Regions from separate parts of the Homo sapiens genome. Here regions 1 and 2 are each linked to region 3. The links are chromatin loops, found by intact Hi-C in ENCODE. Cell type or tissue: PC-3. All regions are shown on one strand. Each heading gives the region's core, and the rest is flanking DNA. Links, peaks and the distances in the headings are about the cores only.

The links. Hi-C counts contacts between places; a loop is a spot of excess contacts. Peaks named below come from ENCODE experiments on the same cell type or tissue, not always from the same donor. Only the 100,000 strongest peaks of a DNase experiment are listed, where the experiment ranks them.
Region 1: it touches region 3 in a loop (8-fold over the local background); 4 of 110 quality-filtered maps call a loop at or near these places.
Region 2: it touches region 3 in a loop (8-fold over the local background); 4 of 110 quality-filtered maps call a loop at or near these places.

The regions. Positions count from the first base shown.
Region 1 is chr17:66,517,746-66,528,645 of GRCh38, forward strand. All of the region lies in intron 3 of PRKCA (protein kinase C alpha), which reads left to right. Among named protein-coding and RNA genes, the nearest start is that of PRKCA-AS1, 110 kb to the left of the region's middle. In PC-3, for the core only: a CTCF peak has its summit at 6,080; a DNase peak (open chromatin) is centred at 5,466; H3K4me3 peaks cover 599 bases; H3K27ac peaks cover 2,579 bases.
Region 2 is chr17:66,426,006-66,436,905 of GRCh38, forward strand. All of the region lies in intron 2 of PRKCA (protein kinase C alpha), which reads left to right. Among named protein-coding and RNA genes, the nearest start is that of PRKCA-AS1, 15 kb to the left of the region's middle. RefSeq lists a silencer at 7,729-7,926. In PC-3, for the core only: no CTCF peak of the experiment used is centred there; a DNase peak (open chromatin) is centred at 6,066; H3K4me3 peaks cover 841 bases; H3K27ac peaks cover 1,305 bases.
Region 3 is chr17:66,620,698-66,631,597 of GRCh38, forward strand. The region is part of intron 3 of PRKCA (protein kinase C alpha); the gene reads left to right. Among named protein-coding and RNA genes, the nearest start is that of MIR634, 160 kb to the right of the region's middle. In PC-3, for the core only: a CTCF peak has its summit at 4,753; a DNase peak (open chromatin) is centred at 4,734.

The DNA of each region.
Region 1 (10,900 bases), core at 1,209-9,208, 100 kb before region 3:
TCTTGGCGCAAGTGCCATCCAGTTGAGGTGTGCAACTTCCATGCTTGTGACAAGGTTGAAAATTACTCATCAAGCTGTTTTTGCAAAGCAGTTTCTGCTTATCAGTTTACGCATGAAAAGTCCACTCTGTGTCTGTGTTGATGACCATAACGTGGACCATCTAACAGCTAGGATATTTAGGATGGTTGTGAGTACGGCTGCAGGTTCCCTTTTGCTTATTGAAATAGAATAACCAGAGAAGAACAAGGCAAGTTTTAAAAATAACTTGGTACACATGTAGGTGAAATAACCTTACCTCCCAGTAGCTGAGAGAAAAAAAAAAGATCTCAATGCTGGCTGTTGTTCCAGGATATTTTTAGTAAGATGGCCCTGTCGTCTTTGATGGTCAATGAAGGAATAATGGCAGAAAAAAATATTAGGCGAGGAGAAGGCTACGGGCATTGTTTGGTGTTTCATTTAATTTCCACCTCATCCACCAGAGAAAAGCAAACATAAGCAGAGGTTGATGATGAGCACAGTAGAAAGGAAAATGTGATGTGTCTTTTCCTTGTAGTTGGTTGATAATATGTGATTTGCTTATACCACATTCTGATGGGAGGTATTTTCAGTCTGTGGCTTTGTAAGTTGAAGGGCCTCCTAAGAAACTCCTGTTTCGTAAGATATTCTCTGTCTTAACTTTTTTCAGGAAAAAATATGATTTTTTGGAGTTGCTTAATAGTTTTTAGCTTTTAAATAAGTATAGTTTATTTACCACAGCATTTGAACTGTCAGGATTTTACTGTGAATGCTACCAGAAAGGTTTGTTCTATTTTTACGAGAATCTTCTTAGGGAAATTGATGAACCTGGTAACCTAATTTTAGACCTCCTGAAATTTGACAGATGGATGGTATTTATAGTGTTCTGAATCGGTCCCTATTAGACATTTAAAAATAGTCACATCATTAGAGAATACATTCAAAAAAGAAAAGATTTTTAACCCAAAATCTAATGCCCAGAAAATTTTTAGTCTCCTAAACTGGGTGTGCATTTTGGTAACAGTTTCTAAAAAGCCTTTTTGTACTCTCCTCATTCTCTTTCCTGTGTGATGCTGCTGTTGTCATGGAAACAGATCTTGGAGTTGCTTTGTTAATACCGTGTAAGGGACTCCCTGAAATGGAGAGTTACTGCAGGTCATTATCATCAACACAGAGCTTTAATATCAAGTGTTGTGCTATGATGCGTACACTACAAAGCACAGAAATCTGTGTTTGGAGGTTACACTAAAGACATTTAACCTTGACACCCATAAACACTACACAAACATCAGGGTCTTCAGTCATAGAACCTGGAAAAGTGGAGGCAATGGGCTCATGCTATTTCTATTGCAGATAGTGAGCTATGTCCTGGTTTGGGGCCGTCCGTTGTTAGGTGCTCCATTAGGGCTGGCTTATTGAGAAAGGAGGATTTGGAAGATTGTTGAGTGAATCCAGGAAAGGAGCAAGCCGAAAGTTCACAGGGATTGTTGGAAATTTCCAACAACAGTTTAGATGGAAATTGGCTCCTGGGATGAAAAATGGCTGTGCATATTGTGTTTGAGTGCTTGGAGGCCTCTAGCTAGAATGTTTTTATTAGCAAGTTTATAGCTTGTAAGATGGTCCAGTCAGATATTCATGCAAGGCATTTTATGATGTACGTGATTTTGTTGACTGGGGCCTTAAGGTGGGAAACAGTTGGAAGGTATAGTGGACTCTTGCTGCCCTGGGACTATCTCTTGCCTCCCCACTTATCAGCAAATTCCATAACCTTCCTGGCCCTCGGTTTCCTCACCTTTCAATTGGTGATTCTTTTACAAGTTATACTGGGAATTAAATGGGGTGGATGATGATACAGGATCTTGAAGCGCCTGGTGCTTGGTAAGCACTAATTCCTCCAGCCCACACTTTCTTTAACATTTCCTATGCCAGCAGTTCTCAAAGGGGCTTGCCAGACCTCAGCATCAGTATCACCTGGGAGCTCATTAGCAGATATTCACACACCACAGATCTTCTGAAGCAGCAAGGCAGCGGCTGGGGCCTGGCATTCTGCATTTCCCAAGCTCTCCAAGTAATGCCTATGTTTGAGAATCACAACCCTAGACTATGTTTCTGGGGCCAAGATTACCTTGGATATGGTTGAGTGCAGTTCTCCTTACCATGTAAGATTCCTGGCAATTCCCAGAGCTCATACACTTCACTGTTAAAATAAGGTATTGGAGAAGGTGGCTTTTGGATTCCTAAGCTATTGGAAGGCCAGGATAACTGGTTTGTTTTGTTTGTTTGTTTGTTTGTCTGTTTTGGCTGAAATGCAGTGATCTGATCATAGCTCATTATAGCCTCAGGTACATGCCATCCACACTAATAATTTTTTTTTTTTTTTTTTTTAGACAGAGTCTTGCTCTGTCACCCAGGCTGGAGTGCAATAGTGTGATCTCAGCTCGCCGCAACCTCCTGGGTTCAAGCAATTCTCCTGCCTCAGTCTTCCAAGTAGCTGGGATTACGGGTGCCTACCACCATGCCCGGCTAATTTTTGTACTTTTAGTAGAGATGAGGTTTCGCCATGTTGGCCAGGCTGGTCTCAAACTCCTGACCTCAGGTGATCCACCCGCCTCGGCCTCCCAAAGTGCTGTGATTACAGGTGTGAGCCACCATGCCCAGCCCACCGTGCTAATTTTTAAATCTTTTATAGAGTCAGGGTCTTGCTATGTTGCCCAGGCTGGTCTCAAAACTCCTGGCCTCAAGCAATCCTGCCTCAGCCTCCCAGAGTGCTGGGATTACAGGTGTGAGCCACTTCAAAGAACAGAATAACTTTGAATGCACAGTTTGTATTTGTCTTGCTATCAAAAGGCACGTTAAGTTCAACTTATCAAAGGTAATGCAGTTAGCAACCATTTTTCCCCTAAATTTCAGGTATCCAGATTTATTATTTAGAATTATACTTTCTCCTTGGGCTAAGGAAACAGTTGGCCACACTTTTCTACTCTATATTCTTCATTCCTATTCCAATGTGACTGCTGATTTCTGACTTTTAAAACCTAAAAGATTTCTTCCTAAACTTATCAGGAAAAGTAAAATGACTCCAGTACCACTTGCCACTGCTATTTTAGAGACAGTGAAATTCTCTGAGGTCTGTCATTCCTGATTTTATTGCTTTATAAAAGCCTGCTATAGAATGTTTTTTAAAAATACAATGATTTAAAAGTCTCCATGCCAGGGCAGCACTGGCAAATGAGGAGGCAGGAGGTCTTCATGTAGGAGATGCTTCGGGGACAGTGTGGCTTGTGGCAGCCTCAGGACTCTGGGCATCTGTCCACTCAGTACAAACCAAACTGCAGCTCCAACTAATTTTGATTTGGAAATTGCCCCCTTAAAAAAAAAAAGTACTAAAAATGTTTGACATTTACCAGATTTCTGCAGCAGTCTGCAGTTTCTCTTGCAAGTATATTCACAGACAGTGAAAGGAAGTATTTGGCAATTGCTAACTCATGTTTTTATATAGTGTAGAAGTCCAAAGATGGTAATAATGTCATATTATAGTGATGGCGATCTATAGTGTAAAGTATAATGACCATAAAAGAGTTCTCATTTTTATAGTTTTTAAACATGATTTCAGCATCCAGAGGCAAACTCCTATGTAAGGATAATGGTCGTGCATGGCCACAGAGATTTTTTTTCTTTAATTCTCAATTGCTTTTCACGCTTAACTTTTTCTAATAAGTACTATCTCCCAAGATTCCAGAAGATGGTACAAATGAGAAAATAAGGTTTATCTTTTCTCTAAGAAAGACTAAACTGTGACTTTTTTTTTCCTTTCTGGCTAATTAGGACAACAAAAGTAAACATCCAATTATGCAGTGATGAATCAAGTCATCTGGCTGGAGCTGGATTCTTTAGTGTGTTAAGTTACAGTAAATATTGAAAAGAAGGACTTTATGCAGTAGGACTGTTTTCAAGAAAAAGAAGACCAGTCTCAGCCAAATTCAAATATCTTGTAGAGAATAAATGCCTCTTGGGTTTATGGATTTATGCCATATGTGTGAGAAGAGAAAATACGGTCAAGAATTGTTGTATTTCTTGACTCCTTGAAAGGCAAGAACACTGGCTTGGGAAATAGGGACACCTGGTTTCTAGTGTTAGATAAATCTTCAGAATACAGAATGCTCTTTGAAATAACAAAATACTTGAGTGAAGGAAAGAATTGAGGAATGAACTTAAATTTAGCTCTGAAAGAATTCTTTCTTCAGTCTGTGGTTCCCTTAGCTACTATTCAATCTCTCATTTCCATCTTAGCCATATTTTAGCTTCCACCCTGTATGACAGAGACAGGGGTCTTTCTCTTGGTTTGGAGCACACATCCCTCAACATGTCCAGTAGGGAGCTCCTGGGCGACGGGTCCTGCAGGTGGATGTGGACCAGGAGCCCCGTGGGAGGAACGTGCCCCTGGGGAGAGCTGGTGGATACCCCGAATGGCAGGCCACCTGGGGCAAAGCCAGTGGAACCTGACTATGGCAGGATGAGAACACCAGTGTTTTATAATGCCCACTTTTTTTTCACTTCTTGCAGTTTCTATGTTTATTTCCTGTTAGCATTTAGTAGTATCTTTATGAGTTTATCTCAGTTATGCTAGGCAGAAAGGAGCTCTTGTCAGTTGGCAGGACCGAAAGGAGAGAATAGGCAGGGGGAAGAGGGGACAGTAATCGAAGTAGGAGCACCTTGAGCGAAGTGAAATGTGGGATGGAAATGGAAGCTCCTGTTTGTGATCTCCCAGAGAGGCTCAGTCCAGCGCCAGGTGCCGTGTGCTTGTGGAATAAAGAGACCGAATTCCTTCTGTACTGGGGGTTCATGCTGAACCCCACCTTTGTTGAAGGGGAGGAACCAGCTGCCCAAGGCAAACTAGAAGCATGCTTGCAGGAGGGAAGGTTAAGACACACAGTTTATGTGCATAGCAGTGAAAACCATAGTGTCTGTTCTGAAGTTTGGGAAAATAGTGTGAGACTGTCTAGCTGGGTCTGTCATTGGCTGATGTGTAGTATGTGTGGGTCGCTCACTAAAAAAAAAAAAAAGAAGAAGCCAGGCCCCAAAGGAAGAGGGCATTATTCATAATGAAACCTACTATGAATCCAGTGGGGTCTTGATTTCTGCTTCTTCCTGGGCTGTGCCACCAGGACTTCCTTGATAGACCTTTGGTGTCATCATGAATTCTGTTACTGATCCCGGAATAAAGATTTGGTGCCCTCCGGTTTCCAACAGTATCCAGAGATGGCCAGGGAGGATTTGGATGGGAAGGATTAAAGTTTGTATACAGGAGAGAAGACAGTACTCTCTGAAGTGTGTGTGGCCTGAGTCACCTGGTAGAGGTGGGCTTGGGTCAGGTTCTGGTCACACTGTCATTCTGGCTGCAGAAGAAGAAGCAAGATGAGTCAATCAGTGTAGGATTTCAGAGTGTGGGGCACTGACTTCCCAAATTTGGCTGCACATCTGAATCACCTGGGATACTTTCCAAAATGCATTCCCCCAGTTCCTCCCCGAAATTCAGGCAGGTCATTCTTAGGAAAAACTGGGAGTTAAAAAGCACAAACTTTGGAGTCAAATAGCACTTGGGTTGAATCTCAGCATCAACATCTTTTATTGGTTGTATGACCTTGAGCAGGGCATTTAACCTCTCCAGACCACAGTTTGTCTGTGGGCAGAAGACAAACAATCCTACTTATTTATAGAGTTTTGGGATGAATTAGATGAAATAATGCATTTAAAATGCCTAGCTCTTTGCCCAGCATATAGTAATCATTCAGTAAATATTAGCTTATGTTTAACCAAAATGTGTATGTCAGATCCCTGCTTAGTACTGTGGGAACATGCAAAAGAATTAGAAAAATCATGCTCCCTTCCCTGAATATGGCTGAGAAAAAGCGAATGCACCTGACTATTTGGTGAGTTCCGGCAGGAGGAGGGGACATTGTAATGAAGCTCAGATTGCCGGAAGATGCTGGAAGGATGCACTTTGGACCTAAGGCAGGTCCAGGGTGGTGCCTGGTGGACATGAAGAAGGCAGCAACTTTCAGAGCGAGCGTCAGAGGGGCTTGTAATGAACAGAATTGCCTTCTGATGATGTCAACATATCTAATACAAGACTCTGACTAATTACTATTTATAGTTGCTTATATTCAAAAGCTTGTTTATGCTGCAAGTAAGGCTGAAAACTGTCAGCAGGGTGTAGTGGAAAGAGCTCAGAGCTGAGTCTGAACTCCTCAATTTTTATCCCATCTGTGCTGCTGACTAGCTGGGTGACATCAGACAAGCCTCGCAACTCCCAGGCCTCAGCCTCTGCAACATATACAGGGTGTGTGTGAGTGGGAGGAGATGGGGGATTAGACAACTGCTAGGGTCTTCTGGCTCCAACATTCAACAAAAACATTTACTGCACTTCTTTCCCAAAACTTACTGTGTGCCCTGATTTTCAATTCCTGATACTCTGTAAGGGGCATTGTTCAGTGGAAGACTGTGTGTTTTGCTAATTTGTTGCTTGCGATTCAGATTCCTTTAAAGTTAGCAAAGAGCATTTTTGTTACATTGGAACAATATAGGAAGTATCCTTCATTATGCTTTCATTTGTTTTTGAGTCACAAGAAACTGTTACTGTTGTTTTGGGAGACTGATGTGGGAATGTCTTAGCACATCATTTCTCTACTCTAATTTTAAATACGGGTAGTCCCTGACTTATAAACAGTTGACTTGAGATGACCCATATGTACAGTTAGTACTATCTTAGATGTGAGAATCCAGTTCTCATCTCCTACTGCAGAGCTCTTCTGTAATTTTTCAATCAGAACACCTAGGAGATGTCTATTCTTCTCATTTCACAGATCTTCACTGCTTGCCTTTTATGGGCCAGGTTCTCTTCTGTGCCCTGGGTATCCAGCAGTGAACTAAGCAGACAAATCTCTGTGCTCACAGAGCTTAGGTTACAGTGCCATTGGCCTGGAAGGTACGCTTGCCTATTGCCCCAGGTGAGGAGGAGTCTGTGACAGGTATCTGGGTCTGTCTTCCTCTATCCAAGATCACTTCCCCCACCTCTTCCCTGCAAGGAGACTAAATCATAAAACCACAATGCCTTTTTATGTAGAAACAATAGAATATGTGACTGCTAGGTATATGTAGTATATTGCAAAGAATAGCCACAGATCCTCCCATCCTGGTTACATGTTCTCTTATAACGTGTCTTTGCCATGCTTTCAGTCAGATGTCTATTTCTCTACTCCTGTGAGTCAAGTGGCTTTGTGACTTCCTTTGACCAGCAGAATGCAGTGCAGTTGACATCATGGGAGTTCTGAGCTGAGGTATTAAGAGACCTCACATATCCCACTCCTGCTTCTTCACTCAGAACTTCTGCAGCCACAGAAGTTCTGATTACCCTCCTGGAGGATGAGAGACCACGTGGAGCAGAAATGAGTGTAAAACAAACCAGCACCATTGAGTTAGGCCATCAGGCACCTGCAGCTGCATGAGCTTTCACCAGCTTAAAGTCTCAAGATGCTCACCATCAGCATCATATTTTTTTGTTACTAATAATTGAAAGATGTAAATATTTATGAACTTAATATAGATATTAATATATTTCCTATTTGTCATGAATGAAATAGGCCCTGGAAGGTTGGCATTGGAAAATGCCTTTCACATTTTGGACCATCCACTTAGAGACACATTTTTGGAAAAGAACCACTTGAAATCTGGTGCCCAGCTGTACACGTGTTTTGTGGAGAGAGACAGATTAGCGCTGGCACGTGTGAGACAGTGGTTAGTGAAGGGTGGAAGATCGCCAGGGCTCATGGACCTGCTTCAGATGGATGTAAATAGTTGGAGTGTACTGGAAAGGTATGGGACTAACATGACCCTGACCAGAGTTTGGACAAGTGTGGTTTCATTCTGGGGGACTGACACTTATTTCTTTCCTAGAAGTGTTGATGAAAGTCATGACTCAGTAATATCAGAAGTGTGGGACCAAAGTGGAAAATAAACTCCTGACTTCATGAATTAAACAGAAACATGTCAGGGCCACTCCATACTCTTCTTCCTGTCTTCCAAAAGTCTCTTTTTTTTTCAATTCAGAAGAAGGTCTGGGAACATTCTGTGCACATAATTATTTTATAAACAATATTTTATTTAATGCCCTTGCTAATAATACTTCCTATAAATAAACAATAAGAGTCGTCATGGTTCCAGATTGCCTTTATGATAATGATATACCATATGTTTAAAGAAATGGTCTAAAAGACATACTGCTGTGATTGAAACATTTTTGGAAATTGTGTATGCTAACTGTATATTGCTCTACAGAAATCTGTTTTGATCAGTGGATAAAAGCAGCTACACATAACTATGAGGAAATCTTGAGAACATTTATTAGTAATTAAATATATAGCTGAAATATGTGCCTATATGTATATCCGAAAATTATTATAGGAGATGGTTTTCAGTGAAGATGATTGGGTGGCTTTGAAATAAATAAGTGGTTTGGTTTATGATTAATGGATTTATTAATTTGCTATGGTCACCTAACAATCCACCCCACAAGTTGGTGGCTTTACAACAACAATCATGTTATCGCTTCCAGTCATGTTATCACTTGCAGACATAATCTGCATGTCACCTGAGGGTTGGCTGATTTCACCTGTGCTCAGCTAGGCATCTCGGCCTCTCATTGTGAGGCTGTGAATGGACTCTGCGCCGTACCTCTTCTCCAATTCTGACCTGGGGCAGCTAGCTTGGGTGTGCTCTTCCCAGGGCTAAGGGGGCAAGGCAAACCCAGGAGGATGGGCAGAAACACTAAGTCTGGTTCATTCTAGGCTTGGTAGGGGCATGTCGTTACTTCTGTCTCATTATGTTGGCCAAAGTGAGTCACATGGCTAAGCTCAAAGTTAGGAAGCAGGGAAATAGACTGTATCTTTAGGGGAGGAATTTCAAAGTCATATGAAAAAAAAGGTATGGATACTACAGCCAGGGATGAACATTTGGAGCCAGTAATGATATTCACCCCTGTGTCTGTGTGACTCCTAAGAAGAGCCAAGACTTGTTAAAGATGAGCAGAGAGGTAAATTAGTTTGGAGATGGTGAAGAAGCAGTTTGGGGATACTTTGGTCTGCGTATAACATTGAAGACACCTGTCTTTCCTTGTATACCAGGGGTTGCAAACTATAGCTTATTGGGCCACATCCTGCCCAAGGCTTGTTTTATTGGAACACAGCCATGTCCAGTGGTTTGTGTGTGTCTTGTGTGCAGCTGCTCAGCCCTGCCACAGACAGTTGAATACTTGAGGCAGAGACTGAGTGGCCTGCAGAGTTGAAAACATTGACTACCGGGTTCTTTGCAGGTAAAGTTAGCTGACTCCTGTTTGATATGATGCAACTGGATAGAATCCATTTGGCTATAATCTCCGCCTCTCTACCTGCCCACCCCATACCCGCCCCAGTTCCTTTTAGGATTTTCCTACTGTGCTTTGCATTCTCATTATTCTGTGTTTTTATAAAATAGGTAAAATAGGAGGTAAAGTTATCCTGGTGCCTGGCTGTTGGCACTGATGACCAATGCAATTTGCATCCACAGGTCATAATCCTTAAAGTTTATAAGGCGACAAATTGCAGATTAGAGGACATACAAATGAGGGAGCCAGTTGCTACTTTTGCCTTTATTATTAATGTTTTGTGGCTCTGCGGGTCATTCATGATGTTAGACAATAGGGTGATTATTTCTGTTCTGCTGAAAGACAATCTGATTGTGTTTTGTGTAGAATGAGGCACTGATCCGCTCTGCCTGCCTCCCATGAGAAATGCCGCAGACCTTTGTCTGCTCAAACCTCCTCCCGTCAGCTCTGGTATTGTGATGGAAGTAATTGACCAGGCCTCATGGGTCAGCATATATCTGTACTGCTGTTTATTCTTCTTTCTACTTTTTAAGGACTAAAATCACTTTCTTGTAAAATATTACAAAGACATTTTAAAAGAAAAGACTGTCCATTGTATTTTTCCACCCCCTTAAAATATATTCATAATGATCTTTTTAACTGGGTGGGACTTGATTTGGTTTAAAAACAATAATCTTGGTGACTGTATGGAAATACGGAAAATGTTTAATACAGTATTCCATTAAAAACATGATACAGGTTGGGCGCGGTAGCTCACGCCTGAAATCCCAGCACTTTGGGAGGTCAAGGCGGGCGGATCACTTGAGGTCTGGAGTTCGAGACTAGCCTGGCCAACATGGTGAGATGGTGAGACCCCGTCTCTACTAAAAATACAAGAATTAGCCAGGCGTGGTGGCTACTGTAAGCCCAGGCATCTGTAAGCCCAGCTACTCAGGAGGCTGAGGCAGGAGAATTGCTTGAACCCGGGAGGCAGAGGTTGCAGTGAGCTGACATGGCACCACTGCACTCCAGCCTGGGTGACAGAGCAAACGAAACTCTGTCTCAAAAAAAAAAAAAAAAAAAAAAAGATGCATAATTGCTGCAGGTATGTGATTGTAACCATAGAATAAGTAGGTATGTACATGTGGTAGATAGAATGATGTGCCTTCCCCCTGAAGATATCCATGTCCTAATATCCAGACCCTGTGAGTGTTTTTCCTACATGGAAAAGAGCATAATGCAGATGTGATTAAGTTAAGGGTCTCGTGAGAGATTACCCTGGGTTATCTGGGTAGGCCCAGTGTAATCACAAAGGACCTTCTAAGAGTGAGGGATGAACTCACAAAAGGATGCAGAAGCAGAGTTGGGAGGGTTGCCCTTCAAACATGGAGGAAGGGGCCATGAACCAAGGAATACAGGTGACCTCTTAATACTGGAAAAGGCAAGGAAGCAGGGGCCCCCGGAACTCTGCGAGCACCTCCATTGTAG
Region 2 (10,900 bases), core at 1,531-9,530, 190 kb before region 3:
CAGCAAATGGCCGAGCTGGCTAGGAGTCACACCCAGGCCTCCTTTGTCTACGTTGGATTACTTTTTCTGTGTCTACCAGCATTAGAAAATGAGAAAAGTGTCATTATTTGCAGGAACATAGGGCATTTCAGGTTAGGAAGGAAGCAAGAGTGAAAGTCTAGGATAGAGGTGAACATGAACCAGGATATTCGGGGAACGATGATCAGACAGTCCAGCTGGAGTGGGGAGTGCTGGTGTAGGGTGGGGAAGGAAAGGTTGGCAAGAAGTCACGCCCTTCTGCCCGACTGAGGAATTGGTTTTCATCATCTATAGGAACTTTTGTAAGTTTTTGAGGAGAAACACTAGTGAGTGACAACTTGGGAGTGGTGTTTGACCATAAAGGTTAGGCAGCCTGTGTTGTGCAAAGTGATTATACAGGAGCAAGATTTCAGGTTGTGTCAATGGTCCAGGGAGGCGGAGTAAACAGACAGGAAGACAGGAAGGAGTAAGTGAAACGTTAAAAGATTTGGGTGGTTGCAGAGGGGAGGTGGTTTGAGGAGGAAGATTATTGTAGCACCATCTGCTGGCACCAGTACTATCTACACCAGAGCCATTCCTCTTCCTGTGCTGCAAGAACCCCCGTTTTGTTCAACTGTCCAACCCTTGCCCTTGTAACTTGGGTAAATCCTGACTGCTTTGAGACAGTCGTGGGAATACCCTTCAAGGGTGGGCATGTGATTCCTGTTAGTGAGCAGGTAACTTCTGAGAAAGGTTTCTTTACCCTAAAAAGGGACACAAAGAAGAGGTTGTTTCAGCTGCTGCTGGATGTTGCCATGCGTGCATGTATCTCCTGGAGCAGTGGCAGCCATCCTGTGACCATGAGGAAAGCTGGCAGAAGGAAACAGGAACTTCGTAGGTGGTTGAGTGGCTAAATTAATTAACCCTGGGGTTTTCCTGCCTCAGACCTTTTTGTAAGATTATTAACCTTTATTGTTTAAGGCAGGGGTTGGCAAACTATGGTCCATGAGACACCAGCCACTTAAAAAAAAATTTTTTTTTTAATTTTTAAGAGACGAGGTCTTGCTCTGTCTTCCAGGAGCATAGTGGTGCAGTCTTGGCTCACTGCAACCTCCACCTCCCGGGCTCAAGTGATCCTCCCACCTCAGCCTCCTAAGTAGCTGGGACTACAGGTGTGTGCCACCATGTCTGGCTAATTTTTGTATTTCTCGTAGAGACGAGGTTTTGCCATGTTACCCAGGCTGGTTTTGAACTCCTAAGCTCAGGCAATCCACCCGCCTTGGCCTCCCAAAGTGCTGGGATCATAGGCATGCACCACCATGCCTGGCCTCACTTGTTTTTTGTAAATAAAGTTTTATTGGCATGCAGCAATGTCATATTGTCTGTGGCTGCTTTTGCATTGCAGTGGTGGAATTGAGTAGTTATGAAAGAGAGACAGTATGGTTCACAAAGCCTTAAATATTTGCTATCTGGTCTTTTAGAGAAAAAGTTTGTTCACTTCTGGTCTAAGCCATTTTGAGTTAGGTTTTCTGTTTATTTGTAGCCAAAGCCTGTTTAAGATGCTGGCCTTGTTTTGTACCTCTTAACTGGAGATTGTCCTGTAGGCAAGGGCTTTCTAGAGCTGTTGTGCTGTCAGGACTGAAGATGTGCATTTGGGATTCACTTTCATATCACAGAAAGCAGTTAAGAAAGAGTTTCTAAGTATGGGGGGATTTATAACATCAAGTGCAGATTTGTTGCAATTTCAATGTGGTGGTGAAAAGCCAAGATGGCAGGTGCTTAAAAAGGGAATGAGTGGGAAGATCAATTTATTGGCATAAATTAAAAGAAATGTTTCAGATATTTCACCTGAGAACCTAGGATGCATCTTGATGGTCCTAGATTATGAAAGTTAATGTTTAATCTGACTTGCTCCAAACGAGGACAAAGTTAGGCAAAAATGCATCCCATGTAACTTGTTTTTGTGGCCTCTGTGATTCCTCCTCCTGACCTCTGCTGTGCTGGTACTGAGCAAAGACTTAAGGTATATATGAGACCCTCATGTATAATGGTTTGACTGATAGCCCCTTACTTGTATGATTTTTTTCTCATCGTAAATGGTGCTTTTACACAGTAATTGCCCGACTCACGTGATTCACTTCGATTCCACTCTCTGTGGCTGATGTTGCATGAAGGTTGTAGGCACTGCTGTGCCAGAGTCAACAGGGATAAAGAAACCTGATAGATTGATTTGATGGCAGGGATGTGTGATTAGAGAAGGTCGAATCCATAGGCCTTTGCAGGAAGCAGGGATTCCAGCACCGATATCGAGCTGTCTTCAAAATACTAATGAACAGGTGAGATGTCAAAGGAAGACAGCATGAACCAAAGATGATTTATTTGATCACTTCAGGGGGAATAAAACCAGTTGAAATCACATTAGAATTCAAGGGAAACTGCACAAGACATTTCAAGAAAGTTGAAAAAGATAGTCCAGAAAAGTTAAGCTGAAAAATTTTTCTTTCTTTTTTTTTTTTTTTGAGATAGAATCTCGCTCTGTCACCCAGGCTAGAGTGCAGTGGCACAATCTTGGCTCACTGCAACCTTCACCTCCTGGGTTTAAGCAATTCTCCTGCTTCAGCCTCCCGAGAAGCTGGGACTACAGTCATGTATCACCATGCCCAGCTAATTTTTATATTTTTGGTAGAGATGGGTTTTCACTATGTTGCTCAGGCTGGTCTCGAACTCCTGACCTCAAGTGATCCGCCCACTCTGGCCTCCCAAATTGCCGGGATTATAGGTGTGAGCCACCGCGCCCAGCCTGAAAATCTTGAAGGAGAAGGCTGCTACTCCTTGCCTGCTGCAGATACTTAATTTTGATGAAATAGAGAGTAAAGGATCATTGAAGGAGTCACTGTAAATTTAAACTCGTACTTAAGCATATACTACCTGAAGACGTTTAAGAGCCATTAATGTACATGAAAGTATTAGGTAAAGTTTGAGATAAATTGTCTTATTTTTAAATGTAGTTGGAAGATCTTTGGGGGTGATAAAGAACACCTTTTTTGTCAGCAGGAGATTTCTTTTTGTGGTAGTTTTTCACGCTCTTCCGCCAGATCCAAACTTCTTGAGAGTGTGGACTGTGTCTGGTTTTGTTCAGCTAAAATCTGACATAGTGCTTGGTATCTAGTAGATGCTTCATAAATATGTGTTAAATAAATGTGCTTTACTCCTAATTTTATAAGACTTGTGTTAAGGCTGCTTCAGTAGTCAAGCTCCGCATAGTAGAAACATCTTCCAAAATGAAGATTGACAACTTAGCTTTAATATCGTTGGGTTTCATGAACGTAATACATGTGTCTGAATGCATACATGGGGTTTTACTTTCTTTTCATGATGGGTTTTGATATATTTAACGTTTGAAATTGATTTTTAGAAACAGAACCTCAGTCTGTACCATTACAGCTCTGGGAAGTGAGAGTTTTCTACTTCACTGTGGTTTGATTTGTGATTATCATTTAATAACCAGTTAGTAGTGAGGGGTTGCATGTACATTGCATGGAATATTAGGGCTGGGAAGAGATTTAGTGATAGTTGCATCTAGTCCATTTTTTTTTCCAAATGAGGAAACTGAGGTAACTTCCTCACCTAAGGTCCAACTGCTGATTCTTTTCATAGAGGGAAGCTACCGCCTATCTGGTTCCTTCTCTCCTCACTGCCCTATCCTCCCTGCCCCCAATCCTGCCTGTACCTCCCTGCAAAATTTAGGCAAAGGTAGAGTCCATCTTCATGAGAGTATACATTGGGTAAGAGAATTAATGTGACGGATAGGAAGAAGTTACTATAGGAATGCTGGGAGTGGTGGTTTATGTAGTTCTCTGATTGCTTTAAGACCTTTTACTGAAGTGAAACCTTTATTCTTAGCAGATTTGGGTTCATGGATGTAAGCATCTGCTTAGGCTTGTGACCAGCATCTCTGTGGTCTGTGTGATAGAATACTGCTTTTCTCTGCACCCTTCAAGGACTCCTGAGCTACACACTCTTTATATGATAGAGAAAATTATAGATGTACTTATCTGTTGGGTGGTTCTGGATGAAAGTTCCGTTTTCTTTGTCTGCACAGCCCCTGATGAGCTCTTCCCTGCTCTGCTGGGAACTGGCCCTCATCCTCCTTTTCCATCAAGGTTCCTCTTCAGGCTTTGAGCGGATCCATGCGGAGAGAGAACAGTCTCCCGCCTTTCCCCATTTCAAGTCCCTGGAGCCTCTAGGCTCTGGGGGGCAACACCGAATACAGGGGGCAGAGTGTGGTGCCCATCCGGCATCATCAGCTTTTGCAGCCTCAGCCCCCAGCTGACTACAGGGACACCTCTGCCATGCCTCCTTTCCCAGGGCCATGGCTCCGGAAGAGCCAGTATCTGGAGTCATGGCCCTGGGACCAGAGGCATGACAGAGGTCTCCCTGTAGTCAAAACCTGTGCTTGGGTTCGTGGTAAGCCATCTGAGGCATCTGCTGTGTTCCTCCCCTATTCTTAAGGGGTGGTCTCTCTCTCTCAGGGTTGAAGCCTAAATCTGGGGCATGGGTCTGATGCAGGTCCTTAGGGGGCCAGCCCTGTGGTGCACTGAGCCACAAAGAGGTTCCAGATTGAAACCCTTACAGATCTTCCTCCATTAGTGCTTGATTTTCATTCATGGTGCAGAGAACTTGCAGGACAAGGTTCATTTGCCCTTCTCTACCATTCCTCCTTTGCCTTTGTCCACATAGATGAGGAGCAAGGTGGCCTTCAGGAGACTTTCTGGGGCACTAGGAAATGGCCAAGTGATAGGATGCAGAGTTGAAGACGGCTGTTTTAGGCCAGGGCTCCCAGCACTGTAGCTTGATTACTGCTGATTACTTCAGTTCCTCCAACCAATCCTTTACCTTCCATGCAGAGAGGAAAAGTCCCACTTACTGACTGGCAGAGGGCTTTCCAAGGAAATCACAGGCCCCAAGGAAAAGTGGAGTGTTAATTTGCTTCATGGGGTGAAACTGCTTTCTGAAAGCATGGTTTGGGCCTCCAGTTTGTAATAAAATCACAGCCAGCCCTTATTGTTCACACTGGAAAATTTATTCTTGTTTGTGTACCACTAATGACTAGCTTTCAGAATGCTTACTTTCTTCTCATAATTGTCCACTAATTTACTGTCCTTCTGATGGGAAGAATAACAATGTATTTGAAGTTCCTTGGGCTACTGGGTTTATTGTTTTTGATACTTTTAGATATTTCAAACATGGACCTTTTACGTGCTTTATGTTGCGCAATATTCATATTTATTAGGGCTATTTAATAGCGATGCAAATGAGTTCAGTGCAGCTGTGCCGGACAATAGTCATGGAAATGAATTCATCTTGTTGCTTTTTTCTTTTCTTGGGTCATTCTGATCTTTTCATACTTTTCTTAATGGAACAAGCACGTTTCTTCAGGAAAGGTGGCCTCATGTTTTCATTTGTCTGCAGGACAAATAATTTGAGTTTCATTTCTTCCTGTGGCTCATGATCCAAATTGGTCAGAATAAAGTTGGTTGCATCAGAAATATTGCAGAAGTTTAGTCTCTGCTCTCCAGAGGTTGGCTGAGAAAGCTTCACTCTGGGTAGCTGTCGCTTCCCCTCTGCGCTCCAGCAAAGTCCATGCTCATCAGTGACACACATGCCCTTCCCCTCCATTGTATTACTCTTAAATTCCTTCTGAAACTAAGAATTTAGCACTAAATGGAATTGATTCCTGAGTTGGACACATTAGTAGTTCAACCCTGGTTGCCAGCTCTGTCCCTCTTCCGCACATCATTTGCAGCTTTTAATCTTCACTGAAAGCCAATAATTAAGTATAGCAGAATTATGTCTGAAGCAAGGCCAAATTGGCACTGGGTAAACCTGAGGACCCGTCCCATGGAAAACCAGTAATAATTTCCCCCCGCATCCTAATTCTTTTTTCATTTCAAATCAGCATTTCCAAAGCACTTTCAAGACCGTTCCCTTTTTTTATCCTTAGGCTGAAACATGCCCTGAAAGGAAGGGGAGAATGTTTTAGTGACTCATATTCAAGAAAGAGAACATTGCCAAAAATTTGCAACAACAAGGTAAATTTATTACTCATGCAAGTAAGAAGCAGAGCTCTCTTCAGTGGCAGCTTTCCTCAGCAAAGCTGGGAGCCGATCTTGTTTAGGATCTTGGGAAGCGTGAAGTTCGAGGCTGGTCAGGCTTTGAGAGGTGGGAGTGAGAGGTCATTAGCAGGGTCCTTGGATGAGTGCCTTGTTGATCAGCTGTTGACAAAAGCATGGGGATGTCAGAAGCCCGTGTACTGGTTCTGAGCTGTCATTGATTCTTAAACTGGTAGTTTCTTGTTACCATGACTACAGATCATTCCCCCACCTTTACTTCCCCCAAGCACACTCTTCCTCCACATACGCTTTTTGATGTTTTCTCAGACAAAGCTTCAGGAGAGACCCTCAGGGAGAATCTTCCCTGTGGTGATTAATCTTCCTCCCTGATAATATTTTATTTTCAGGGGGTCTGATTTTCATTTGCATTAAATATGTGAGAAAACTACGGCTTAGGGAGGTCATGGGGCTTTTCTAAGTTCCTGTATTTGGCCAGTTGGAGAACCTAGGCCTTGTCACTTCTTGAGATCTTAAGAGTCTTGATGCCAGGGACTGGGCCTTATTCTTGTGAGTTTCTTTGGTATTTTGCATGTAGTAGGTCTGTAGTTGCTGTTTGTTGATTGAATAAGTGATACCACCAGTGCACTGAGCAGGTCAGATTTTGTTTCTAAGTCAGCACAGGACCCATCAGTACTGATAAAGCCCCAAAACCCCCACCTTTGCAGTCAGCCTATTGTGTATTTGGTTGGAGCAAAAGTAATTGTGGTTTTTGCTATTTTTTTAATGGGAAAAACTGCAATTACTTTTGTACCAACCTAAGACCTTTCAGTAAGTGAGAGGGCAGCTTGTGAAGCCAGGCTCTTTGTGAGGTGTGAGCTACTGAAGGTTAAGTGTCCAAAACTAGACTCTGATGTGTGCAGTTAGCCGGGGGGAAGGAGGTAGTTCAGAAAACCAGAAGGTGGCAGCTAGAATTAATAATCCCTGCCTCCTAGTTTGGATATACCCTCACTGCCTTTTTTTAAAAGCAAGAACTCTAGAGATTAAGTGTTCCAATAGCTGGGATGCTTTTGGAAGGCCGTGTATACCTCAGTGTATGTGTTCCCAGTAGTGTGTGCCCTGGAGGAAACCCCAGGGCCCAGAGCTTCCCTGCAGCCCCGGCCCCAGCTCTGGCCCCGGCCCTGGCCCTGGTCCTGGCCCTGGAGGCATCTTCTAATGAAATTACCTCCACTGAAGTTTCCTATAAACATAGTCAAGAGCAGCCTCTCTCCCTGCTGAGCTATTGCAGATCCCTCCCACTTCCTCTTCTGCTCTCCTTTCTCTGAAACACCAAGTGAGGATGCGTGTTTGCTTGTTTATGGATGGAGTAGCTAAAGGAGCAGGGATGGAGCTTGAGTTCCTCCAGCTCAGAAGTTGATCTGAGGAGTTTTTTTCATTTTTGTTTTTTATGGAGACAGAGTCTTGCTCTGTCACCCAGGCTGGAGTGCAGTGGTGTTCTCTCAGCTCACTGCAACCTCTGCCTCCCGGGTTCAAGCAATTCTCAGGCCACAGCCTCCCGAGTAGCTGGGACTACAGGCACCCGTCACCACGCCCTGCCCATTTTTTATATTTTAGTAGAGACTGGGTTTCACCATGTTGCCCACGCTGGTCTCGAACTCCTGAGCTCAAATCATCCACCCATCTTGGCCTCCCAAAGTGTTGGGATTATAGGTGTGAGCCACTGCACCCAGTCCACCTGAGGAGTTTCTGAAACATCTCACTCAAACCTCCAGCAGTGAGGCCTGGGCACCTGGTTGTTAACTGAGTTTCCCTGAGGACCCTCAGTCTTCCTCATTAGTAGGCCTTGCCCTGGTCAGGCTTCCTCAGTTTGTGGATGGAGCAGGTAGGGCGCACGGAGGTGAATCTCCTGAGCCAGGAGCAGCAGAGCCAGGATGGACCCTGACTTCTAGCTTCCCTCAGCCTGAGCTCTTTCTCTCCTGCCACACTCTTCTTGGGCCTCTTGCTGTCACCCTGGGCTTGTCAGGTGCCAGCAGGAACTCTTGGGCAAATGGGTCCTATTTCTGCTTGAGTCTTGAGGTTTGGAGCAGCTTAACTGGGAGAGAAGGCAGCATCCTTTAATGGGGGCTGGCAGTTTAATGCCATCAAGGGGTAGGATGGGAGTGTGAATGGAAGACAGCCCGTCTTCATTAGACTTTACAATGTGGCTTATCAAGTGCAGTGTTTGAAGACCTTGTGAAGACATCATGAGCCTCACAGTGCTAAGAGGGACCTGAATGAAAGGAAAACAATGGCTTTCAATGATGATTTGGGAAACATGGATGATGCACTGATCTGAGCTTATAGATCCTGTCCTTGGGTGAACAGGGAGAGGTCAGAAACAGGAGGATGCTTAATTCATTCCAGCCACCGCTGCTGGAGTTGTTTTAGCAAAGCTCCCCATTTCTGTAGTTGGTGCTGGCATTTTGACGATTTCCCCCTTTGCTATGGTGATCTGGAAGCACAGAGCCAGATGTGTAGCTGCTTCTTTGTTCCTAGGCACACGCCTTTTTTCCCCGAATGTGGCCTTGGAGTCAGATTGCCCAGGTTCAAACTTTGGTTCCTCGGCTTGTTAGCTGCATGGCCTAGACAGCTTGCTTAACTTCTCTTGCCTGGGTTAGAATGATAGCACCCCAGCAGTCCTAATAACAATTCCTGGGCTACAGTATTTACTACCTACCTTGTGGGGTTATTATGAGGAACAAGTACAATCATAACATCAAGGGCTGAGAGCCTTCCTAGAACACAGTAACTATCCCATTAATGTTCACAGAACTATCACCACTCATGAAATCCTAGCTTGAATATTTACATTAGTCTTGTTTCTCAAACTTGACTCTTTGGTTTGATCGACATTTTCCCTAATGCTGATTTTCACCTTTATTTCTACTTTGCTGTTTGTATTCTTGGGAGTAACCTTTGATGTATGAATGAAATAAATAAATTCAAATGCCAGGCTTTTACCATGGGGTCTAATGTGCTTGAAATCAGAATGCAATAGACGCTTTTGCTAAGCTTGAGGGCAAAGAGGGGCTAGTGCTGCATCCAGGGGTTTCAGCCTGGGGACTGCGTCCTGGCCCTCTCTGTCCAATGCCTTCCTGATTCTCCCCCACTTAAGTTGCTATCACAGTACCTTGCTAGACCAACTAACTAGCACAGTTTGAGACTTTTCTTTCCTTGCTCTGACTTCTTTGTAAGTGCAGCTTATGTTGTCAGAAAGCTCAAAATGTTGTGACAATAAGGCTGCAGTCCCGTGCAGCCGGCGTTTTGTCGTGTGGGTGTGATGGTGCTTGTGTGCTGTGTTCTTATTGGCAATCGCGAGACGCACTCACGGAATCACAGATGCCGCCTACAAAAGGTATCTATAAGGTATCTATGTTCCATAAAAGCAGGTAGCCTGTTTACTTAGCCCTGGACTAGGCCTCTGGGAGGGAGGAGGGAGAGGTGGGTGTGTGCAAATTTGGTGGGGAGAAAAAGTGTTATATAAAATTGGGAAGATATAAAGCACTGACAAAAAGAAATGTGAAAAGATGTGTTTAAAACAATGCGCATGAAGTGCGAAGTCTATGGGGCGGTTCTGATGAGCAAGCATGGAGGACTTTTTGGGGGAGGGGGGTGGTCTTAAGCTGTGTCTTAAAGCCAAAAAATGTGAAGAGAGGTTTCCAGATAGAGAGGATGCCATGAGTTAAGTGGATGCAGGCATAGCGCTAAGAATAAAGGAGATTGCGTGTTTGACATGACCATCGTGAAGGACCCATGCTCTGTTGAACCTAGTAGTGAGGTTAGGATTGGAGAGGCCAAGTTACAGGATAAGGAAAGTAGCTTTGTCATCATGGGCAAGAGGAAACCACTGCAGCTTCTGAGTGGATCCATGGTGCAAATGGGTGGAAACTGGTGATGGCTGGCAGGGGAAAAGGGGGGTCCCATTTTCAGGCATTATGGAGAAAAGTTACCAGGATTTGTTCAATAATTGGATGGTAAAGAAAAAGAGTGAAGAAAAATAATTCCAAGTCTTCAGTGCTTGAGAATCAAGAGGTTGGATGGCATTGATGTTGAATGAAAATCTTGTGAAAGCTGGAGATGAATGACTTAGCAGGGGGAAGTCTTAGCACTCTTCAAGAGAGGAGAGGCAGTATGTCCCTGAAGTTTGGATTCTGGACTCTGCAATCATCTGGGTCAAACCCCGGTTCTACCAGTCATTAGCTTTTGCAACCTTGACCAAATGAACCTCTGTCTGTTTTCCCCATTTATGAGGGTGAAAATAGCACCTACCTCAGAAGGTGGTGGCGAGGATTAAGTGAGAGAACACACGTGAAATGGTTAGAACAGTGCCTGGCGTGTGGTAAGTACCCACTGAATGCCAGTGCTTTTATTACGGTGAATATTCATTGTATTGAAAGTCAGACATAGGTGTGGAACCAGTTATGGGAGTGAGGATAAGTCTAGATTTGGGAATCAGTCGCAGAGAGGTGGACGATGAAAGTCTGAGAAGAAAGGATCTTGCTAATGGAGTGAACTCAGAGCTTGATAAAGGGAGGATGAGTGGAAATGGAGCTCAACGCTGTGCCTTGGGAAATACCTCTGTGGATTGGTGGGAGCACAGTGAGAAATTCAAGAAAGACACAGACAATGGAATAACCAGAGAATTAGGAGGCAAATCGAGAGACTGTGTTGTCATGGGAACCGAGGAAGGAGAATTTTTTTTAAAGATGTCGTATAAGTCAGATACAATGAGAATTAAGTGAAAATTGAGGCTA
Region 3 (10,900 bases), core at 1,718-9,717:
AACACAGTGAATAGTTTGCATCCCATACAGATAGCTCACTATCGGCAGTCCACAGAAAGTGTACATTGACTGTATCTGGAGGGCCAAAATTTCAGCCAAACATCTTGCCTAATTATTCTGTGCATGTTTTTTAAGGGGAAATAAATCTGTCTTGCAGCTAACAAAATAGCCTTGAGTCTTAGAGTACATTTTATCATGGAGCATCTGAAAATAACTCAGCTCTGAAGTTCCATGATGAAGTTGTCCCCTGGCAATGGGGTAAAAATAAGTCTTTATCCATTCATCAGCACAAGTTTAGCTAGGCTCTTTCAATGACTTAGTTCTAGCTTATGCATCTGCTCCTAAAACAATATTAACTCCTAATAGTCTCCCTAAAGAGGAACTCAAAGTTCTGTAGAGAAGACTCTGGTTGACTTTGATGTTCATCAAGATGAGAGGCTCTTTTTTGTTCTCAAGATTCTGGATTAAATGAGCTGTCCCAGTCAATGAAAACTTGGGGCTTCAGGAACCTAACAGAGCCAACCCAACAGAAAGGCTAGGTGTTTGATTTTCATTAAATGGCATTTACTTGTCAACACTGTAATTCTTGGAATTCAAGTGTGTCTTTAAATATTTCCACTAGAAGCTAATCAAAATCATGATTTTATCCATTGAAGCATTTAAAAATGTGATTATTTCTTCTCCAAGGATCTAGAAACCCTATTTCCTCGTATTCTTTGTGTTTAAAAACATACTTTGCTTTAAGTTTACTATTGTGAAACCTGTTATAATCAATTCAATCATACCACCCGTTTTGACCACTTAGTGTTCAGAGGATTATTTGCTCCATTTAGGAATTAGAAATCTTCATATCTTCATTAGAACCAGATTTCTTTGCGAAGTCTGTGGTTCTTGTAGTGGGAGTTAAGAGGAAGCATTAAAAATATCTGCTTCGTTCATGGAGTAGATGCACTTTTCAGGACAGATCCCTGTTACTGATCTGGTGTTTTCTTTGAAAATGTCACAGAAACCTCCAAGAATGGCAAGCAAAAGTAAGAAATAGTACCTCCTCTAGGTGCATACGTCCCAGGTGTGATCAGAAAGAGCTCATTTGAAGCAATGTATTTGCATATGTCAAAATAATCTGATCCTCTAATGCATTTCCTCTGTTAAGCCATAGCAGGATTTTGCAGCTAAATTCAGAGAGTCAGCAAGAAGAAAAGGGTCTTTAAAAATAAGTTGAGGCTGGTTGCAGTGGCTCCTACCTCTAATCCCAGCAATTTGGGCGTCCACGGCGGGAGGATTGCTTGAGGCCAGGAGTTCAGGATCAGCCCGGGCAACATAGTGAAACTCCATCCATTTAAAAACAACAACAACAAACAGCTAGCCATGGCAGTAGCTCTTCAGGAAGCTGAGGCAGGAGGATTGCTTGAGCCCAGGAGTTCAAGGTTATAGAGAGTTGTAATCGTACCACTGCACTTCAGCCTGGGTGCCAGAGAGAGACCTTGTCTGTCAAAGAAAAATAAAATAGGTTGACTAACAGTCATAATAACCAGCAGCCTTCCTGCAGACTCTTCATAAATACTGAGTTGTTTATAATTAATTGTTTGCAAGCAATGACCTTCTCTTTCTGTAACCTGAGAAATGAGATTAACAATAACAGAGGAAAGCCAATTACAAACAGATACGTTTACCATCAAAATTTTAGCCCAACAGGGCAGATCAGAAGCCCCAGATGGCTCACTTCTTTTCATCTGTGCTTAAGAATGCAGTGACCATATAACAAAGAATTTAAAAATTAATTGTAATGAGAGAATTGACCCATGGTGGTTACCTTTTCTTAGGACCATGGTTTTCATTTTAATGTGGAAAACTGACATCCCCTGGAAAAGTAGATATTAGAGTAACACTTGTTGGGTAATTAACTCAATAAACAAGGGAACTGACTTGTATTAGTCCATTTTCACGCTGCTGATAAAGACATACCCAAGACTGGGAAGAAAAGTAGGTCTAATGGACTCACAGTTCCATGTGGCTGGGGAGGCCTCACAATCATGGCGGAAGGTGAAAGGCACTTCTTAACACGGTGGTGGCACGAGAGATGAGAAAGAATCAAAAGTGGAAACCCCTTATAAAACCATCAGATCTTGTGAGACTTACTACTACAAGAACAGTACGGGGGAACCGCCCCCATGATTCAATCATCTACCACCAGGTCCCTCCCACGACATGTGGGAATTATGGGAGTACAATTCAAGATGAGATTTGGGTGGGGACACAGAGCCAAACCATATCATGACTCTTCCCAGGAAACCGTTGATTTGTGAGTTGAATATAGGCTCTGCTGCTTATTTAGTTTTTTCTCCCATTTCCTGTAGGACAGACATTAGGACAGTTTTTCTTCTCTATCTTCCACTGGTCATTTCTTTGGTAAAAGAAGTTGAATTGCTCCTTCTTTGTACCAGAATGCCTGTGTTATCACTTGTAGCAATAGAAATTCACAAATGTAATCAGATGAAAGGTCTAGAATTTTCCTCAGTGGATAACAATGTAAGTATCACTTGATTATTCCATCCTTAATTACTGACCTCAGCCAGATTTTTTTTTGCCTGAACTTGATGTAGGCTTTTAAAGAGACAGGTACACATCAGCGGGCAATAGATTTGTTTAGAGACCTTGGAAGCCTGATTTGCAAAGTAACTTCATGTAATGGTGTGTCACCCACGAAGGAATGGGTGGAAAGCTGCAGCTTGGGTTAAATGTCACCATTGTCATTATCTTCAGCAAACATGTATTGAGCTCCCAGGAGATATGCAACGTGGTCTCTGATCTCCAAGAGTGTGCCGTGCCTTGGGAGGGAATGCAGGATTCATTCGTTTGACAGATGTTCACAAAGAACCTGCTTGATGCAGTGGCCCTCTTTTGGGTGCTGGAAGCTCAACCATGAGCAAGGCAGATCAGGTCCCTGCTACGTGTAGAATTTACATTTTAAAGAAAAAGTTGAATTTAAACAAAAATGGAATAAGAAAGATAAAGCTAAATAAGAAATAAGATAACAGAACAAAAGCTCTGGAGGGCCCCTTTAACCGAGAGAGTCAAGGAAAACCTGGAGGAGTAGGAGGCAGGCACAGTTGAGTTGAGCCCTGAATGACAAGTGAGGCATCCTCCTGAAGAGCTGGGGTGCCTGGCTCCAGGCTGATGGACAGCAAGTGCAAAGGCCCTGAGGCAAGGAAATGTTTAAAACCTATGCTGAGAAGAGGTGAAGAGAGGGGAGAGAGGGACTTTCCTGACCAGGGCAGGGAGTAGGGGGCTGTACCCAAAGACACTGAGGAAAACTTGTAGGGTGTCATCAAGTTGACAGAGAGTCCTGTGGTGGGAAAAGAGACTGAACAATTACATTGGGTCAAATGGTAGCCGGACTAAGTAGGCACTGGGGAGTGACTAGAGGTTTTTGAGCAAAGGAGTGATGCATGCCAGTCAGTGAATCCTGAAGAGTTAATCTGACTGGGGTAGAGTGTGGCATGGGGAAGGAAGCCACCGAGAGGCTAGATATGGGGCTGTAAGGCCTGGCTTAGTCTGGTAAAGTGGGGTTAGCATGAAAGGGCCAGTTCAAGAGACATTGCCAGCCACATGGACAGTTTCATCTTGGCCAGTTATCTCCAGACTCTGAAACTCTCTCTCAGTCTGTTTCTACTATTGTAGTACTTTGGGGAAGGAGTAGGGAGAAAAAGATCATAGACTTGAACAAATCAGGTGCCACTGGGCAGAGGGTTCTAAATTTGCACTCTCCAACACAGTAGCCACTAGTCACCTGTGGTGATTTAAATTTAAATGAATTATTTGGCCAGGCGTGGTGGCTCACACTTGTAATCCCAGCACTTTGGGAGGCCAAGGTGGGTGGATCACTTGAGGTCAAGAGTTTGAGACCAGCGTGGCCAACGTGGTGAAACCCCCTCTCTACTAAAAATACAAAAAATTAGCCAGGTGTGGTGGCAGGTGCCTGTAATCCCAGCTACTCTGGAGACTGAGGGAGGAGAATCTCTTGAACCCAGGAGGCGGAGGTTGCAGTGAGCCAAGATTGTGCCTAGGTGACAGAGTGAGACTCCATCTCAAATAAATAAATAAATAAATAAATAAATAAATAAATAAAAAGAATTATTTGCAAATAATTGCATCATTAGAAAAAAATTATAAATGAATTAAAAGAAATTTAAAGAATTCATTAGGAGTCACCACATTTCAAAGGCTCAGTAGTCATAGAAAGCTAATGGTTACTATATTGAAGAGTGTGGATAAAATACTTCCCTCATTGCAGAAGATTCTGTTGGACAGCATTGGGCTGGATCACGAATTTTCTGATGAACAAACCCTTCATCTTTCTATAGATCACAAGAAAGTCTCCCATGGTGTTTTATATCACGAACTACTTTGCTGTGGAAACTTCTGTTTGTACAGAACGTTTCCTCTTACGGATACCAATTAAGTTCTTTATGATATTACATTGGTTTGGCTGTCAAATGTTGTGTGCTTAACAAAGAATGATAGAAAAATCACTTTCCAGAACAGAATGTTTGAATTGCATGTAGCATAGAAACTGAGTAAAAATTTCAGCCTGATTTAACATCTTTGGAGTAGACTTCTTAAAGGAGAGGGATATGAACACTGTAAAACACAAATTCATCAGAAGTGCAATGACAACAGGGTTCCTCTCTACTCTGCTGGTGACAAACTTTAAAACTCTATTGACTTGTATCTCTTGATGTCATTCTATTCCCCTCTAGTGGAATTAAAAGGTATCTGTCTTTCTACTCCAGCTTGGACACATTCGCAGTAGTAGGAATAGAAATCTAGAGATAATGAAGATAGAAGATAGCATTATCACTTATTTTCATATCATGATAGGCTGCTGCTTTACATTTTACCCTTTTTCCTGTCCTCAGGGGAAAATAGCCTTCTGTTCTCTGTCTATTTGAGCTACTTGGAGAAAAAAAGTTTAGGTATCTATCCTATGTATCACTATTTATCCTCATACCAGAAGAAGCCTTATTGCCCAATATGTTACTAGGATGTGCCATTGGTTCAGCGTCTAGCACAGGGTCAGGCCCGTTAATTGAGTTAGAGGCATGGGTTGAGGTCCCGATTTTACCACTTAACTATCCATGGCTTCAAATTCAATCATTTACTTTCCTGAACCTCCGTCTCTTCATCTTTAAACTGGAGACTCTCCTTTGACTCTCCATGGTCGTATCACAAGATAAAAGGAAATAATGAAACCTCATTGAAAGTTAAGGTGGACTCTGCACATTTATGTGGCCTCATTCCCCACCACCACCACTCTGCCCCCAGCAGCATCCTTTTAGGAAAGATGGATAAACAGGTAAACTAGAAATATGTTTCCGAACTCTCTGCGTACAGGTGAAGCATGGTGGGGCTGGGGCTACCTTTAAGTTGGTTGCAAGAGCCCAAAGGCTACCATTTGGTTTGGTTATATTTCCTTTTTTCTTTTGTCTTCCTCTTTTTCTTTTCTTTTTTTTTTTTGAGACAGAGTCTCACTCTGTCATCCAGCAGTGGCATGATCTTGGCTAACTGGAACCTCTGCCTCCCAGGCTCAAGCAATCTTCCCACCTCAGCCTCCCAAGTAGCTGGGACCATAGGTGCACACCACCATGCCCAGCTAGTTTTTGTATTTTTTTTTTTTTTTTTGAGACAGAGTCTCACTCTGCCACCCAGGCTGGAGTGTAGTGGCGCAGTCTTGACTCACTGCAACCTCCGCCTCCTGGGTTCATGCCATTCTCCTGCCTCAGCCTCCCGAGTAGCTGGGACTACAGGCACCCACCACCAAGCCCGGCTAATTTTTTTTTTTTTTTGTATTTTTAGTGGAGACGGGGTTTCACCATGTTAGCCAGGCTGGTCTCGATCTGCTGACCTCGTGATCCGCCTGCCTTGGCCTCCCAAAGTGCTGGGATTACAGGCGTGAGCCATCACGCCCAGCCTAGTTTTTGTATTTTTGGTAGAGACAGGGTTTTTGCCATGTTGGCCAGGCTGGTCTCAAACTCCTGGATTCAAGTAATCCACCTGTCTGGGCCTCCCAAAATTCTGGGATTACAGGCATGAGCCATCGCGCCCTGCCATTTTTTCTTTTAAATGTTGAGTTATTCTAAGTTTAAAGTGGCTAATAGGAGAAACAATAATTTGGAACATTAGCAGTTACAGTATTTCTCTAGTCTCAAAAAGAGCATTCTCACTAGAAGTATCCACAGAAATGCACTTAAATGCCACATCCCTCCCTCTCCCCTTTATTCCAGCCACCATGTCATAACCTCCCTCTGCAGAGCAGAGAATTAAGCTCTAAAGACTAGACATTTGTTGTGGCAAACAGTGCTGAATTTCTGCCTTTATTTTAACACAACTGTCTGCTACATGTAGAAATATTAGCATATTTGCAGAGATATTTTCATTAGGTATTTGTTTTGCTTTAAAAAACAACCCAGAAAGGTGAATTTCAAATGTGCACAGTAGGTTTCTGCCATCCTAAAGGCAAACTTCAAAATTTTTTAACAGCTAAGCAAACCATGCCAGTGGGTTAAGATGTAGGATTGGAAGTCTCTGATGCTGTCCTGGGGCGTGGGGGTTGGGGGGAATGTATCAATGAGTACTATTTTGGTCATTATTCTTCAGGTTGAGTTCTGGGAGGCATTGCTTAGGACACATTTAACGCCACAAGGGAAAGTGCATTAGTGTTGCCTTCTGTTGTTTAAAGAAAAGGAGGGAGAGAGGGAGGAAGGAATACATGCATATGATACTTTTGCATGCTCTGTGACCACCAGCACACAAACAAATGCAGAGATGCTGAGAAGTGCAAAGTGAGACGTGGAAGGGCAGGTGCTAACAGACAATGCAGCTATACTTGTGATGGTGCTTTTCACGAGTGAAGACCAAGGTGTAAGTGTCTTTTACCCAGTCACAGCTATAAAACCGAATCCAGTGGATCAACTAAAACTAAGTGCCAAAGAGGCCAATAGCAGTCTAGAACTACGTGTGAGTGTGTGAGTGTTTCTTCTGGCAGGTTCTCCTGTTTTACGGCTTCCTACCAGCCATCCTTAACTAACGCATGGTTGGAAATTCAGTATCCCCCCCCAAAAAATTGAACCTTCATAGTTTCCCAATTCCTGGTTTTAGAAAAGGAATGAAGGGGTATCAATTAGAGATCAAGTGCATCTTTGAGGAGAGAATGGCTTGCTACAATCGAAGAGAAGAAAACCTCAGCTATCAATTTGTGGAGGCTTTGAGCAGTCACTGAGCAGATGGGGTTGATGGGGGTACCTAACTCATGCACGGCCAAATGCCCAAGCCTAACAAAAACGGAGAAAAACCAAGGATTAACATATCACTTTTTAGCTAAGATGTAAAACTGGTTACTGGCAAGCTTATTCCAGCAGGCTCAGCAAGCGTCCAGCACAACCACAAGCAGCTTGATCAAAAACAGACCTCTGCCTCTCGGTGGATAGCTTTTGCTTTTAATATTTTATGTTCACCTCTTTGGCTCAAGATTTCCACTTCTGGCTTTTATCCTTGGGAACTGATAAGACACTTGCACAGTGTGTGCTTATAGATGCTCATGGTAGTGTTATTCATAACAGTGAAAAACAAAATCACCTGAATGTTTAGGAATTGGGGGTTGATTAAATCCATCATAGTGTGAATGTATGATGAAATATCATACAGTAAGATGTGACACTGATTTATATTTAATGACATGGAAAAATGTTTAACATAAACTGTTAGATTTTTTAAAAAGCTACCTATCAGCCTCTCTCTCTTTTTTTCTCTCTCATCTTTCTTGAATGAAATCCACCAAAATGTTAATGTGTATATACTTCTTTCTACTTAACTACCTTTTCTAATTTTTTACAGCAAGTATGGTTTTACCTACTTAAAAGAACACGTGACCTAAACAATAGAAAATTAGTAACAAATTACTAGAATACTATTTTACCATAAACTGCACATTTCGATTTTTAAAGTGAGGTTATAACCAAAAAGATCACTGAACATCAATAAATAAAATTGGCTGGGCGCTGTGGCTCACACCTCTAATCCCAGCACTTGGGGAGGCCGACGTGGGCGGATCACCTTAGGTCAGGAGTTCGAGACCAGCCTGACCACATGGAGAAACCCCGTCTCTACTAAAAATACAAAAAAATTAGCCAGGCATGTTGGCGCATGCCTGTAATCCCAGCTACTCGGGAGGCTGAGGCAGGAGAATCACTTAAACCTGGGAGGCAGAGGTTGCAGTGAGCCAAGATTGTGCCATTGCACTCCAGCCTGGGCAACAAGAGTGAAACTCCGTCTCAAAAACAAAAAAAGAAAATAAAATTTATCTTAACGTGGGTAAGAGGGGTTGCTGCTTGGGAAATATCTACTGGAAGTAATGAGGAGTCAGGGTGAAGTTCGGAGGTACCTAAAGAGACAGTCCTGCCGATTTGGACTTGGCAGTCGAGAAAAAGACATGGTTACACCTTCTGCCTCCTCTGTGTGTTTAATAGATGAACAAATACCAGCTGCTGGGGAATCTTATGACATTATAGTGAGGCATAAAAATCAGCCCTCTTGCAAATAATGTTATACTATTTGAACTTCATGACAAAAATGAGTGCAGAATCCCAGTCATGTTAGCTCCCTACTACCAAAGAGTGGACTTCAAAATTTGACCCACATCATCACAGAATAGCAGACAGGGTACCTCACACAATGACCTGATCCTGTTTTTACTAAATTAAAATGATGGGATCTTGCAGACTCTGAATAAATGTGTTTTTGTTTATCTCTGATTTGTTCTCAGTCGTACAGACTTGGCCATGAATTCTTATAGGAGACTTACCACTTTGTACAGGGCTGGCAGAGGTTTGCATAATTTAGATGCTTCTTGTATTCCTATTTTACGTTCCTTTCCAACTATGGTATTGGAACTAACCAAGTCTGTAATTAGCATAAACATTATTTGGTGCTAAAAAAATGGTATCACATTTTAATAGAGGATAGATCAGTGGTTGTCAGGAGTTAGGGGAGGGGAGGGCATGACTATAAAGAGGGTGGCATGGGGGAGCTTCTTTGTGGAGATTGGGAAGTTCCGTATCATGAATATGAATGTGATAAAATTTCACGGAACTACACACACATACCCTCCTATACAATAAGCACATGTGAAATCCTTATACAGTCTGTTCATAGCATTGGGCCAGTGTCCATTTCTGGGTTTTGATCATGTGCTATGGTTATGTATAATGCTGTTATTTGAGTAAGCTGGTGAAAGGTCCATGGGAACTCTCTGTGCTATTTTTACAGCTTGTGAGTCTAAAATTATTTCAAAATAAATGTTTTAAATAACATTTTTTTAAAACGTGAGCTATTCCTCAAAAGATTACTATTCTCAGAGTTACCATAAAGCTAGTTAAAGTAGTCAGTACCCCCAATTGAATGGGCAAAGAAATACAATATTTGAATGACTTTTTCCTTAGAGGAATCAGTATGACAATAGGAAAAAGAAAAATAATGATTTATCCTTGAAACAAAAACTGGAACAAAAACATGATTTAAGTATATGTGTAAGTATGTACTTAAATACTAAGTAGATAGGCTAGAGAAAGACATACAGGAATATCTGTGGAATATTGTATTATTGCCCCCCACTAATTGTTCCCTTACCTCTCTGATGATCATAGGTCCTACCCATTGCTATGTGACTTGTAGCCCCTCCCTGGATGCAGAGCATCCCCAACCTAGGGTCAGTCTTGGCCAAAGGGAGTGAAGTTTAGCTGCTTCAAGAAGCATTGACAGACTGTCGTTCAGTTTCACCTCTTGCTTTTCCTTTCCTCTGCCATGAGAATGGCATGTCCCAAATAGCAGCTGTTCCTTCATCTCTAGGTCCTGGAATAAGTAGACAGGTGCTCCTTCTCTGAAGCTCCTGATATATAACATGAGTGAGAAATAAACCTAGGCCAATGAGATTTTGAGGTTGTTTGGTACTGCTTTGTTGCTGAGCTAAAATTACATCTACAAGGTGGACGGTTTCATTGGGCATCACCAACTTGAAACTACTTTCAGTTGAACTCAAACCTACAAGCTTTCAAAGTTTGAAGTCCTAACCCATCCTGTGGCTCTTTACCAAATAATATAAAATGGCAGTAGATACTAAGCTTTCTGAGGGCCATTGTAGATTGTGTTATTATTTAAAATATTTGCTGTCCCCTTCTGGGGAGGTTATTACACCCGGCCCTGTTGACTTCCAGATTGGCCATGTGCCTTGCTTTGGCCAGTGACATGCAAACAGAAATGATGACACCATTTCCAAGCAGGAGATATATGAGCCGTTGAGTACTCTGCCATTTCTTTTTTTCCTCTGCTGTGAGATTGCATATGTCCTAGATAGTGACTGCTAAAGTCCCTAAGTGAAAAGTGAGATAAATTTTTGTTGTGGAAAGCCACTGAAAGTTAGAAGTGATTTGTTAGCAGTATAATCTAGTCTCTTCATTCCAAGTTAGATAGGACCTGAGCCTCACCTGGAGTCTTCACATGGTGGGCACACCACCTGGCACATAGTAGGTGTACGGTAAATAATTTTTTTTAGGCAAAATGAAGAAATTGATAGGTACCTAGGAAATAACCTTATTTATAAATGAGTTATGTTTAGGGTTTGTGATTTGAATACTTACACATTTTAAACATCTTATTTTTATTACTGTTACTTTAGAGACAGGGTCTCACTATGTTGCCCAGGCTGAAGTGCAGTGGCTATTCACAGGCATGATCATGGCGCATTACAGCCTCGAACACCTGGGCTTAAGCAATCCTCCTGCCTCAGCCTCCCAAATAGCTGGGACCACAAGCATGCGCCACTGCACCTAGCTTATCTTTTTTTAAT